Linked DNA regions of Homo sapiens: region 2 is linked to region 1. The links are chromatin contacts, found by Hi-C or POLR2A ChIA-PET in ENCODE. All regions are on one chromosome and are shown on one strand. Each heading gives the region's core, a stretch centred on a gene start or an enhancer-like site at or near the end of the contact. The rest is flanking DNA. Distances are from core to core; before and after follow the strand shown. Region 1 has its middle 41 kb from the start of PGK1. Region 2 holds the start of TAF9B (TATA-box binding protein associated factor 9b).

Evidence for each region. Hi-C counts contacts between places; a loop is a spot of excess contacts on that map. ChIA-PET counts read pairs that join two places held with the same protein, here RNA polymerase II (POLR2A). Pooled maps may share reads with other maps.
Region 2: a loop to region 1 is called in a pooled map, with 4 times the contacts of the local background. The contact joins the promoter of TAF9B here to the enhancer-like site in region 1. A Hi-C loop is called at or near these places in 1 of 37 single-sample maps with no recorded cell type and 6 of 50 pooled maps. POLR2A ChIA-PET finds 5 or more read pairs at or near these places in 2 of 52 experiments (T-cell and activated CD4-positive, alpha-beta T cell).

The regions. Positions count from the first base shown.
Region 1 is chrX:78,060,660-78,066,420 of GRCh38, forward strand. No RefSeq gene overlaps it. Among named protein-coding and RNA genes, the nearest start is that of PGK1, 41 kb to the right of the region's middle. RefSeq lists an enhancer at 4,341-4,630. Within about 2 kb of position 4,417, at least 5 of the 41 ENCODE cell types and tissues checked have a DNase peak (open chromatin) inside an H3K27ac peak, as active enhancers do.
Region 2 is chrX:78,137,220-78,143,071 of GRCh38, forward strand. It overlaps TAF9B (TATA-box binding protein associated factor 9b), which reads right to left and starts at 2,431. Exons shown (of 7, transcript NM_015975.5): 1 at 2,342-2,431; 2 at 1,624-1,705; 3 at 743-879; 4 at 530-664. The coding sequence starts at 2,392. RefSeq lists an enhancer at 2,120-2,429.

The DNA of each region.
Region 1 (5,761 bases), core at 3,167-5,666:
GAGATCCAGGTTCCCAAAGAGAAGAATGCACTAGCCTAACCCACCAGCAGACAGTACATTGGATCAACAGAAGCCACATAGGAGCTTGGACGAATGGGGCATGCCATAACAGCTCTGCTCCTCACTGGCTAGGTGTCCTTGAGCCACTTAATCATTCCACGCCTTAGTTTCTTCATCTAAAAACTGAGACAGTGATAATATTTACCACATAGAGTTGTTTGTTACCTGGGTAAATGCATATAAAGCACTTATTACAATGTCTGGTACGATATATGTGCTATACTTTTCACTATTAGCTATTATAATTATTAGAAAACAAGAGAGGATACATAGTATGAGCAAGAGTGTTAAAAAGCTAAAAGAGAGTCCCTCTCCCACCCCTAATGAGGACACTGCCACAAATCTCATGGATCCTGGTAGAGAATGTCTCCTCATCCACAAACAAAAGACCTTGTCTGGGGGTAGCTCACCTCCTCCCCATTATGAAGTTATTGCAGAATATATGATTCCATCTTCATCTCTTTTTTTGAACTACACCTTTACTAAAACCTTGTGGCTCCAGTGCTTAAAAGTGGGCTGGGCACAGTGGCTCACACCTGTTATCCCAGCACTTTGGGAGGCTGAGGCAGGTGGATCACCTGAGGTTAGGAGTTTGAGACCAGTTTGGCCTACAGGGTGAAACCCCGTCTCTACTAAAAATAGAAAAATTAGCCAGGCATCGTGGTGAGCACCTGTAATCCCAGCTACTTGGGAAGCTGAGGCAGGAGAATCGCTTGAACCCGGGAGGCAGAGGTTGCAGTGAGCCGAGATGGTGCCATTGCACTCCAGCCTGGGTAACAAGAATAAAACTGTCTCAAAACAAAAACAAAAACAAAACAAAACAAAACAAAACAAACAAACAAACAAAAAAACCCAGGCCGGGTGCCCTCACGCCTGTAATCTCAGCACTTTGGGAGGCCGAGACGAGCAGATCACCTGAGGTCAGGAGTTCAATACCAGCCTGGTCAACATGGTGAAACCCTGTCTCTACTTAAAAAAAAAAAAAAATAGCTGGGTGTGGTGGGTGGCACCTTTAATGCCAGCTACTCAGGAGGCTGAGGCAGGATAAGCACTTGAACCCGGGAGGCGGAGGTTGCAATGAGCCAAGATTGTGCCGCTGCACTCCAGCCTGGGAGACAGATCGAGACTCTGTCTAAAAAAAAAAAAAAAAAAAAAAAAATGTGAGGAGCACTGGGCTATCAAAGGGAGGTGCATCCCCAAGTTTCTGGAGGGTGACATACCTGGTAGAAGGCAATTTTGGTCCCTGATACAATAGAGATATGTGAAGGTTAAACTACCAAGACCTGGCTAGAAATTTCTCAGTTCTGCCAAGGGCTGGCCCTGTAACTGGGTTTTTGTGTGTTTCTTCTTCCCTCTATATAGTAGTTGTCTCAAATCAGTTGTTGATTGCATGGCAGTTTAAGGATTCAGTCTCCTCGCAAGCTTCTCTTGGGGATAATTTTAGGGGAAAAAACAAATTCTGTACCCTAAACCAAACTAAATGTGGACAAAATGGAAAATCTCTTCAGATAGGCAGCCAAATTTGTGGTAGAATTAAAGGGTCAGATGGGAAAGGAGTAAGGTGAGACAGCCTGGTCACAAGACTTGAACACAGCTGGAACCTAGAGGTAAAAGTAGCACACTGGTTTCAGGAAGGAAAGAGGGGAAGACAGGCCTCTCTCTACCAGTCAACTGTGCAATTCTAGGCACATTTGCTGGAACTGCTCCCAAAACAGGGCCTGAACCAGCTGAGCAACCCCAAGAGCTTCCAGGGAGCAAGAAATCTGGAGGAATCTGTAATGGGCAGAAGGTGAAATCTCATTAGAAACCTGTTTGCTTTTGTAACACATGACAAGCAGGATTTTGACACTTGCGAAGAAGCTCCCCAGAGCCTGGAGAAAAAGATGAAATCTGAAAAGGAAGAGAATGCTTCTTGCCTTTGGCCACATGTCCTAAGAGGTGTCTGAAGAGATATGTGAATCAATCATCTTGATTGCTGATTGATATGTGAGAGCAACCATCATAAGGCTTTGAAGATTCCCAAGAGAAGGTCCTTATTTTAGAAAAAATCTGACTACAGAAGGAGGAACAACAGGAACGTGTACCAAGTGTACTGTATTAGTCAGGGTTCCCTATAGGGACAGAACTAATAGGATATATATATATATATCTGAGTTTATTAACTTACGTGATCACAAGGTCCCACAATAGGCTGTCTGCAAGCTTGAGGAGAAAGGAGAGCCAGTCTGAGTCTCAAAACTGAAGAACTTGGAGTCCAATGTTTGAAGGCAGGAAGCATCCAACACAGGAGAAAGATGTAGGCTGGGACACTAGACCAGTCTTGCCTTTTCACATTTCTCTGCCTGCTTTATATTCACTCGCAGCTGATTAGATTGTGTCCACCAGATTAAGGGTGGGTCTGCCTTCCACAGCCCACTGATTCAAATGTTAATTTCCTTTGGCAACACCCTCGCAGACACACCCAGGATCAATACTTTGCCTCCTTCAATCCAATCAAGTTGACACTCAGTATTAACCATCACATGTACCAAGAGCTTCTAACAGGTATGTTGTTTTCCTTGACTCTTGATTGCATCCCAGCAATATACAGGGCATTATGGGAAGAAGTCCTTGGTTTCTCAGAATGGTACCAAGAAATAGATAGCATTGCTAGAGACTGAGGGATCAAGAAAAAATAATTTTTTCTTCAAAGTAACTCACTTCAGAAATTCCACCATAGACACTGGCATTACATAGAGGCAGACAAGCATTTATTTTAATATTGCCCAATAAGCCTCTGATCCCTGATACTTATACCTTTCTGCCCATACCCAGCAGCTTAAGCATTTCTTAAGAGTTTGAGGTCCCCACATACATCCCAAGATGGGTGTTGCCGTAACTACTGTGCAAAATCTGCTATACAAGTTATTATAATGCTTTAAAAATGTAATTCCAAGCTCAGTCTAATAAACTCTCTAAGACAGCATATACAAGTTTAGGGTTAATTTCCATTTTGACCACTGCAGTCATTCTTGATTGGGTTTCACCACACCTCAGATATGCCAGGAGCAGGCAGTTAAAAGGAGCAGGTAGAATTCTACACAGAACTCTGGGCTCAAATTACCCACAGTCTATGCAGTAGCCTTTGGGGAACAGGCATCAAGTTCTGTTTTGCACCACCTCTGCTGAGGTGGTAAGAGCACTGGATTTGAGGTCAGGAGGCTTGGATTTGAATTTCAGTCATACATACCCTCTTGGTAACTGGGTTCTTGTCAAGTGTCCAGGAAGAATCAGGTCACATGGACTTGAAGAGTGTTGAATGTGAAGACTTTATTAAGCAGTGGAAGTGGCCCTCAGCAGAAGGGGAGCTGAAAGGGGGATGGAGCAGGAAGAAGGCCAGGCTTCAGGGAAGCCATTTGTCCACAGATGGCAACTGCTAAAAGGGCATTATTTATAACGCACATCTTCTGGGGCTCCAGAGGTCATGGGCAACTGCTAGACACTGTTGCAAGCTGGTACAGGATTTGTTCCTGCCAGCATCTAAAGGCACTTGACCTGGCTCCTGCACCCACTCACCTGCGTGCTCCCCCTCCCTCAAGGGGTTTGAGGTCAATTTGAGCAAAATGAGTCCCCCCACCCACACCCTTGCAAGTCCCTTGAGGGAGTCAGGGAACTCTCCTGTCCTCCAGTCTCACTACTTCTCTGGGCCTCCTTTTCTCTTCTGTAAAACGTCATGGAAAATCGTGTGACAAGACTGAAAATTGTCAATGCTAAGCAATTCTGAAGTGCTTTTTCTGGGCATCAAGTTCCATTAGATCCCTTAGACTAGAGTATGGACCCTGGGTCACCTCCTTTCTCATTTCTTCCATTCCCACGCTAATGCTAAATAGTAGCACTGTCAAAAAACTGCCAAGGGTGGAAATGGAAGTATCCATTCCTTCCACTTCCACAGAGAAAGCCTAGAATATTTTTTAAAAAATAAGCTATTTACACTTTATAGCAAGCTTTTTTTTTGAGACAGAGTCTTGCTCTGTTGCCCAGGCTGTAGTGCAATGGTGCAATTTCGGCTCACTGCAACCTCCGCCTCCCGGGTTCAAGCGATTCTCTTGCCTCAGACTCCCAAGTAGCTGGGATTACAGGCACCCACCACCATGCCCAGCTAATTTTTTGTATTTTTAGTAGAAATGGGGTTTTGCCATGTTGGCCAGGCTGGTCTCAAACTCCTGACCTCAGGTGATCCACCCACCTCTGCCTCCTAAAGTGCTGGGATTACAGGCATGAGCCTCTGTGCCTGGCCTATAATGAGCTTTTGACTGAGACTCTTAAAGTCCCTTTTCACAGATGGTATAAGGCGTTATTTGAAGGAATGTCACACTCCTCATGAGAGTGAGTCATGAGTTCCATATGAGTCATGTTTTTTTTTTAAACTCTCACTATGACTCCATTACACATTTTGAGCTTTCCACAGACCCTTATTCTCTGCCCCTGTCTACAAGTTCACAATGCCTTTGAAGGATGCTGGCAAAAGCAATGGGGTCATCAGCCTTGGAAAGAAACTCAGAAGTTCTCATGAGGTATGATAAACCTCGTAAGTGTGACAAGATGAGGTTTCTGATCTCAGAGTTAAGTTTATCTCCTGCTGGAAAAGTGTTTGATTTGACTGCTGACAAATCTGTGCACTCTGTATTATGTAGGCTCCAGTGAAAGAGTGAGGTCAAAGACTGCTATTCCCTGATGGGTCAGCCCTTCTCTTCAGAAGCCAGTTGTGAAGGTTTCAGTGTTGAGGGGAAAATTTAGCTTGAGGGATGTGTGTGTTTGTGTTTCCCTCTGCTTAAGCTGTGGTGACCTTGGGAGGGTTGTGAGCTGATTATTTTCTGTAGTGATACACAAGGTAGAGACTGACTTGATAACTGAGGGTTGGGGTTAGTTCTAATATCCTCAGCAATGATTTGGTGCAGGGGCAAACTGAGGAGGAAGCCATGGGAATTGTTAGAAATCAAGGCCGGGCCAGGCACGGTGGCTCATGCCTGCAATCCTAGCACTCTGGGAGGCCAAGGCAGGCAGATCACTTGAGGCCAGGAGTTCGAGACCAGCCTGGCCAACATAGTGAAAACTCGTCTCTACTAAAAATATTACTTTTAATGGCAAAAGCCACAATTACTTTTGCAATAACCTAATACAAAAATTAGCTGGGCATGGTGGCGCATGCCTGTAATCCCAGCTACTAGCTGAGGCATGAGACTTGCTTGAACCTGGGAAATGGAGGTTTCAGTGAACCAAGATCATGCCGTGGCACTCCAACCTGGGCGACAGAGTGAGACTCTGTCTAAAACAGAAAAGAAAAGAAAGAAAAGAAAAGAAAAGAAAAGAAAAGAAAAAAGATATCAAGGCCAAACTCTGATAGGTTATGCCAGTTGTTTACAGAGTGTGGTCTCTGGAACCAGTAACATCAACATCACCTGGGAAATTGATGAAAATTCAAGTTCTTGGGCTGCTCTCCAGACAAGTGAATCTACAGCTTCTACGGTGGAGCCCAGCAATTCACAGTTCAACAAGCCTTCCAGCATGATTCTGATTCATGCTATTGTTTGAGAACTACTGGGTTAAGAGCTTTAGTTCTCAACCTGGGCTGCATACCCAAGTTGTTTGTTTTAAAATAGAAATTCTGGGATGGGGCCCAGTATCCCTAGATAACTCTGATGTTCAGGCAGGATTGAGAACC
Region 2 (5,852 bases), core at 1,181-3,680, 75 kb after region 1:
TAAAGTTTAAGATAGCGGTTATCCCCATTCAAATAAGACTGTAACTACTTTGTGATTTTTAATCTTAACTGGTCAATTTCTTAACCCAAAAAAGAATAAAACTCTTATAGTGGAACTTCAGAAAAGGCAGCCTATTATGGGGAGAACTTTTTCAGTGGTGGGAGAGCTTTATGTCATATTTTAGAAAGCTGGCCTAATTCCTGATGGTATCATTTCCTCTGTTATTAGGCCTCACTAAAAAACTATGATATAGTGGAAAGACTGGGAGTTATGAGGCTTGGAATCAGTCCTAGCTTTGCTACTAACTTCATAAATGAGTTCAGGCCCTGCTTCCTGATGTGAAAAATGACTGTTGAGTTAGATGAACACTAAAGTTCCATCTAGCTCGAAAATTTTTTAAAATTAAAAAAATTCTAGTAAGTTATCTTAACCTTTAATCTACTATACTAGCTACAGGAATTTGCTTTTCACAAAGTCCCCTATCATATTCCACCTTTTAAAAAAAGAAAAGTTGACTAAAATTTCTTACCTTTTTAATTAAGGACTTCAGCCTATAGTTTGGAGCTGTTAAGCAGTATCTATCAGGTGGCAGTCTAGGTCCTGCATATGGCTTAATCAGTGGCAAAGGGGTTTGATTTTTCTGCCTTGCGATATCCAGTAAAAACTTAAAAAAAAAATCCTTATTAGAACTACAGTTTTAAAAATTGTAAGTAAAAATAACTTCAAATCAAAGTTTGCTCACATCTCTTGGGGGAGGAGAGGTAAAAGATTGGTCAGCACGACACTGGATTGCCAGTCTCACATCATCTGCATCAACATTAGGTTTCTTAGCATGGCTCGAATAAATTTTTGCATCATCCAGAATTGTAGTCACATAACCTATAAGAACAAAACAATCTTTTCTTAAACATATGAAGACAGCTTAATATTTATGGCTACTTGTCTTAATAAAACTTTCCACTAATTTGTAGACGGTTTATAAATTTTGTGGGTTTTTGTAGAGACAGGGTCTCGCTATGTTGCCCAGGAAACTCCTGGCCTCCCCGCGACAGCCTCCCGAAGTGCTGAGATTACAGGTGTAAGCTACTGTGCTCAGCCTAAATGCTGATTTTAATAAGTAATTGTCCTGTCTATATGATCAGTTTTAAACAGATATCACAGTGTGAATACTACTGTCCCCTAGCTTGAGCTCCTTTCGTTCTTTAGGCTGAATTCTATGATACTGTTAACATAATTTGGTTGAAAATGTTCTTACAAGGCTGGGTGCGGTGGCTCACGCCTGTAATCCCAACACTTTGGGAGGCCGAGATGGGGGGATCACTTGAGTCAGTAGTTCGAGGCCAGCCTGGGCAATATGGCGAAACTCCCTTTCTACTAATAATACAACACTTAGCCGGGCGTGGTGGCAAGTGCCTGTAGTCCCAGCTCGGGAGGCTGAGGCACAAGAATCGCTTGAACCCAGGAGGCGGAGGCCGCAGTGAGCCAAGATCGCGCCACTGCCTTCTAGCCTGGGCAACAGCGAGTCCCTGTCTCAAAAAAGAAAATAAAAGAAAATGTTCTTACAATAAAAATATCTTTTCAAGTTCACAAGTTAGGCAAGTTTTTGGTGTTTCATTAACTTACGGAAAGCAAATTCCAACATTTGATTTATAACCCTTGGTTCATACTCTGTGATTCCCATATCCTTCAGGATCTGTGCCATCACCTGTGGATTCAAATAAAAACACCAGATGCAGAATTTGGTACTGGAAATCAAGGCTGCACTGAAGGGTAGTATTTATATTTATGATACAAGGTTCCCCTTCTTTGGGCTCCAAAGTCCTACTCACCCTTGCCCTCCCAAGTGAGTCAGTGATCACACGAAATCGCATAGTACGCTTTTGCAGAAAACTTTTATTTTTATTTTTTGGCGGGGTTGGGGGCGGGGTGTGGGGCAAAGAGAAGACAGAATTTGGCTTCTCCAGCAGAGGTAAGTAGCTCCAGCTGGTTGTCATTTTTGGCTGTGGCGGCGGGTTAAGGTAGCATCAGAACCCTGGACGCGGAGTCAGGGCTGGCAGATAGCTAGAGACGAGGGGGAGGCAGGGGCCCGAAGCCCAGGACACAAAGCTGGGCAGCCGTTCCGCAAGCTCCACTGGACCGCGACCCTCTGGCAAGACTTGGCCCAAGCGGCGAGATAGGGGCCCGGGGGCCAGGGCGCATCCCCATCACCCTCTCCTCCTGACGGCCCTGACTAGACTGAAACGAGCGTGCGAGCCGACCCTCAGGCCCTCAGCGTGGCCCCGCCTCGCAGGTCCCTGGCTGCACCTGGCTTCGCGATCCGCGGCTTATCCTTCGCACTTACCAAGGCATCTCTCGGAGCGTTCTTGGGAGGCGCCATCTTGCCCGACTCCATGTTATCCAGCCACTCGTCATCCGCGGAGACAGAGGAGAGAGGAGAGCTCGCGGGCTCCTCGCTCAGGCTCCACCCCTGCGGGGAGCGGGAGGAGGGAAACGGAAGGCGGGGTTACGTGCCAGCCGCCGGGGGCGGGAGTTTCAGCAAGCCGCTGGCCAGGGGAAGAGACGCGCTGGGGTGCCCGAGTTCAGTATTGGAAGAGGCAGGTAATCCTTCCCCATGGAGCCTGCTGGGGCCTGAAAGAAGTAGAGGGGCCGAGAAGCTCGACTTCCCAGAGTTGTTTCCCGGCAAAGGGCACCAAGTGGGCCAACCTCACCTTTGCGGGGGTCCCTCCTCACACCTCCACGGCTACCACCTTTGCCCCTTTCGGCCTCCCGGAATTCCAGACCCAGTCGGTGTTAGGGCTGCTTGGTCCAACACAGTTGGACCCGTTACGTTTGAATGTCACATCAACAAGGAATACATTTTTAGTATAAGTATATCCCAGATTTGCACAGGCCATACTTATGCTACGAAATAATTGTTCTGATATTCATATTTAACCGGGTGTCCTGGATTTTTATTAGCTAAATCTGACAATCCTACCCAATAGCTTGCTCTCCCCACAGCAAGACTTTGGTCAGCCCTTGTCACACTCAAAGCCCTACCGTGGCTGCCCATTTCACACTGATGAAAAACTAAAGCCTTCACTCGGCCCGTTAGAGACCCTCTAGCCTCTCTTGGCCCTGGAGCAGCTTCCTGTCTCCCCGCTGAGGCCAACACAGGACCCTTCCTTGCCTCCCAGTTACACCCTTCCCAGCCCCTCACCCACAGAACAGCCCGAATGACTTTTCGTGAGAACCTACCATCCAGCCCCAGTGACTTTCAAAAAATGTGCATCAGTTAACTATCTCTGGCTTAAAATGTCGCAGATAACTCATTCTTACCCTCCACATCCACCAACGCCCTAGGATTCTCCCTCAGGAACAGGAACCGTGACTCACCCAGGCCAGAAACGGAGCAGGCAGCCATGTTGGCGCTTTCCCTCACAATCCACACTCAACCTAGCAACAAGTCTTGTCCGGGTGACCTCCCAAAGTTCTATCCATGTCTCCACATCTCCATCCAGTGCTACTATGCTAACGAGTCCAAGCCAACATCCTTACCAAGATTACAGAAATATGCTCCCCAAATAGTGTCCCCCCACATTCCTTACACAGCTAGACGGACCTTTCAGTCATAAATCCAATCATTATTTTCCTTAAAACCCTCCAGTGGCTCTCCTCACAAACACTTACACAAATACATACTAATTTCCCAGGCTTAGCGGGTCCTTCAGTTTTGTGGCGCAGCTCACCTCATCAGACTCATCAGAATCAGCAGTCCACCTGGCCGCCATCTTGAAGTTTGGGCAGGAACTCCCCCCAACCAAGAACCATGTGTTCTCAATACATTGTTTCCAGTGAGAGCACGTGCTCCCACGCTGAGCTAGTGCCTTTCTCCACTCTTACTGTGGCCAACCTCTGTGTAAAACTAGTAACAGTCCCTTGCTTTTGAATATTTGCAAGGTACATTTAAAAATAGGTGGGGGCCAGGCACGGTGGCTCACGCCTGTAATCCCAGCACTTCGGGAGCCGAGGCGGGCGGATCACTTAACGTCAGGAGTTTGAGATCAGTTTGGCCAATGTGGTGAAACCCTGTCTCTACTAAAAATACAAAATGTAGCCGGGCATGGCAGGGCACGCCTATAGTCCCAGCTACTCAGGAGGCTGAGGCAGGACAATCGCTGGAACCCAGGAGGTGGACGTTGCAGTGAGTCGAGACTGCGCCACTGCACTCCAGCCTGGGCGACAGAGCGAGACTCCATCTCAGAAAAAGAAATAAAATAAAATAAAAATACGTGGTATATTTGCAAGGTACAACATTTAAGACTACTTTAAAATACCCTAGTAAAAGAAAGCCTCTCTCACCTGTTCCAGCCACTGATGTCACTTTCACAGATGGCACCATTGTTTATCAGTTTCTATTCTGTGCAATTTACAAATAGTATCTTGTTTATATATTTTTCCTCCCACTAGAATGGTACTATAGTCTTAGGGTGGCCAACCTTCAGAGAGCCAACCCAGGACATAGATGTGCTAGATGAAGAAAACCCATAACATATTATAAATAATTGTCCATATGTATCATTACTTAAGAATAAGTGTTCACTTGAAATTATATGTTTTTTATGTATTATTTTCTGTTACATAAGTGCTATTTAAACAAAACACTAGGACTAAACAGTGGCCATTAGTAGTAATTAATAGTAGGATAAGTTAAATAATATGTGTGAGAAAATCTGACAATATTTTTCATTATATTTCTGTCCTCAACAATTTAACTCTTGCACATTTAAATTTTGTACGTCGTATTGTGTATTCTTCATATACAGAAATATAAGACTTTTAAAAGGAATGTAAATATAAGACAAACGGCTATCTATATATATTTTTAATTTTTAATTTTTCTGTGTATATAGTAAGTGTATATATTTATGGGTACATGAAATGTTTTGATGCATGCATGCAATGTGAAATAATCACATCATGGAAAATAGGGTATCTATCTCTTCAAGCATTTATCCTTTGTGTTACAAGCAATCCAATTGCACTCTTAGTTATTTTAAAATTTACAATTAAGTTATTATTGACTATAGTCACTCTGTTGTGCTAGCAAATACCAGGTTTTATTCATCGTTTCTATTTTGTTGTACACATAAACCTACCTGCGTCTCCACCCTCCCACTATCCTTTCCAGCCTCTGGTAACCATCTTTCTACTCTCTGTGTCCATGAGTTCAATTGTTTTGAGTTTTGGATCCCACAAATAAGTGAAAACGTGTGATGTTTGTATTTCTGTCCTTGGCTTATTTCACTTACCATAATGACTTTCGGTTCCATCCATGTGGTTGCAAATAACAGGATCTCATTCTTTTTTATGGCTGAATAGTGCTCCATTGCATATAAGTACCACATTAAAATTTTTTTAAATTTTATGTTCAGGGGTATATGTGCAGGTTTGTTATATAGGTAAACTTGTGTCACAGGGGTTTGTCATACAGATTATTTTGCCACCCTAGTACCAAATAGTTATTTTTCCTTATTCTCTCCCTCCTCTTACCCTCCAACGTTACGTAGGCCCCAGTGTCTGTTGTTCCCCTCTTTGTGTCCGTGAGTTCTCATCATTTACCTCCCACTTATGAGTGAGAACATGGGGTATTTGGTTTTCCGTTCCTGCATTAGTTTGCCAAGGATAATGGCCTTCAGCTCCATCCATGTTCCCAGAAGACCTGATCTTGTTCATTTTTATGGCTGCACAGTATTCCATGATGTATATGTACCACATTTCTTTATCCAATCTGTCCATTGATGGGCATTTAGATTGATTCCATGTTTTTACTATTGTGCATAGTGCTGCAATGAACTTTCACATGCATGTAT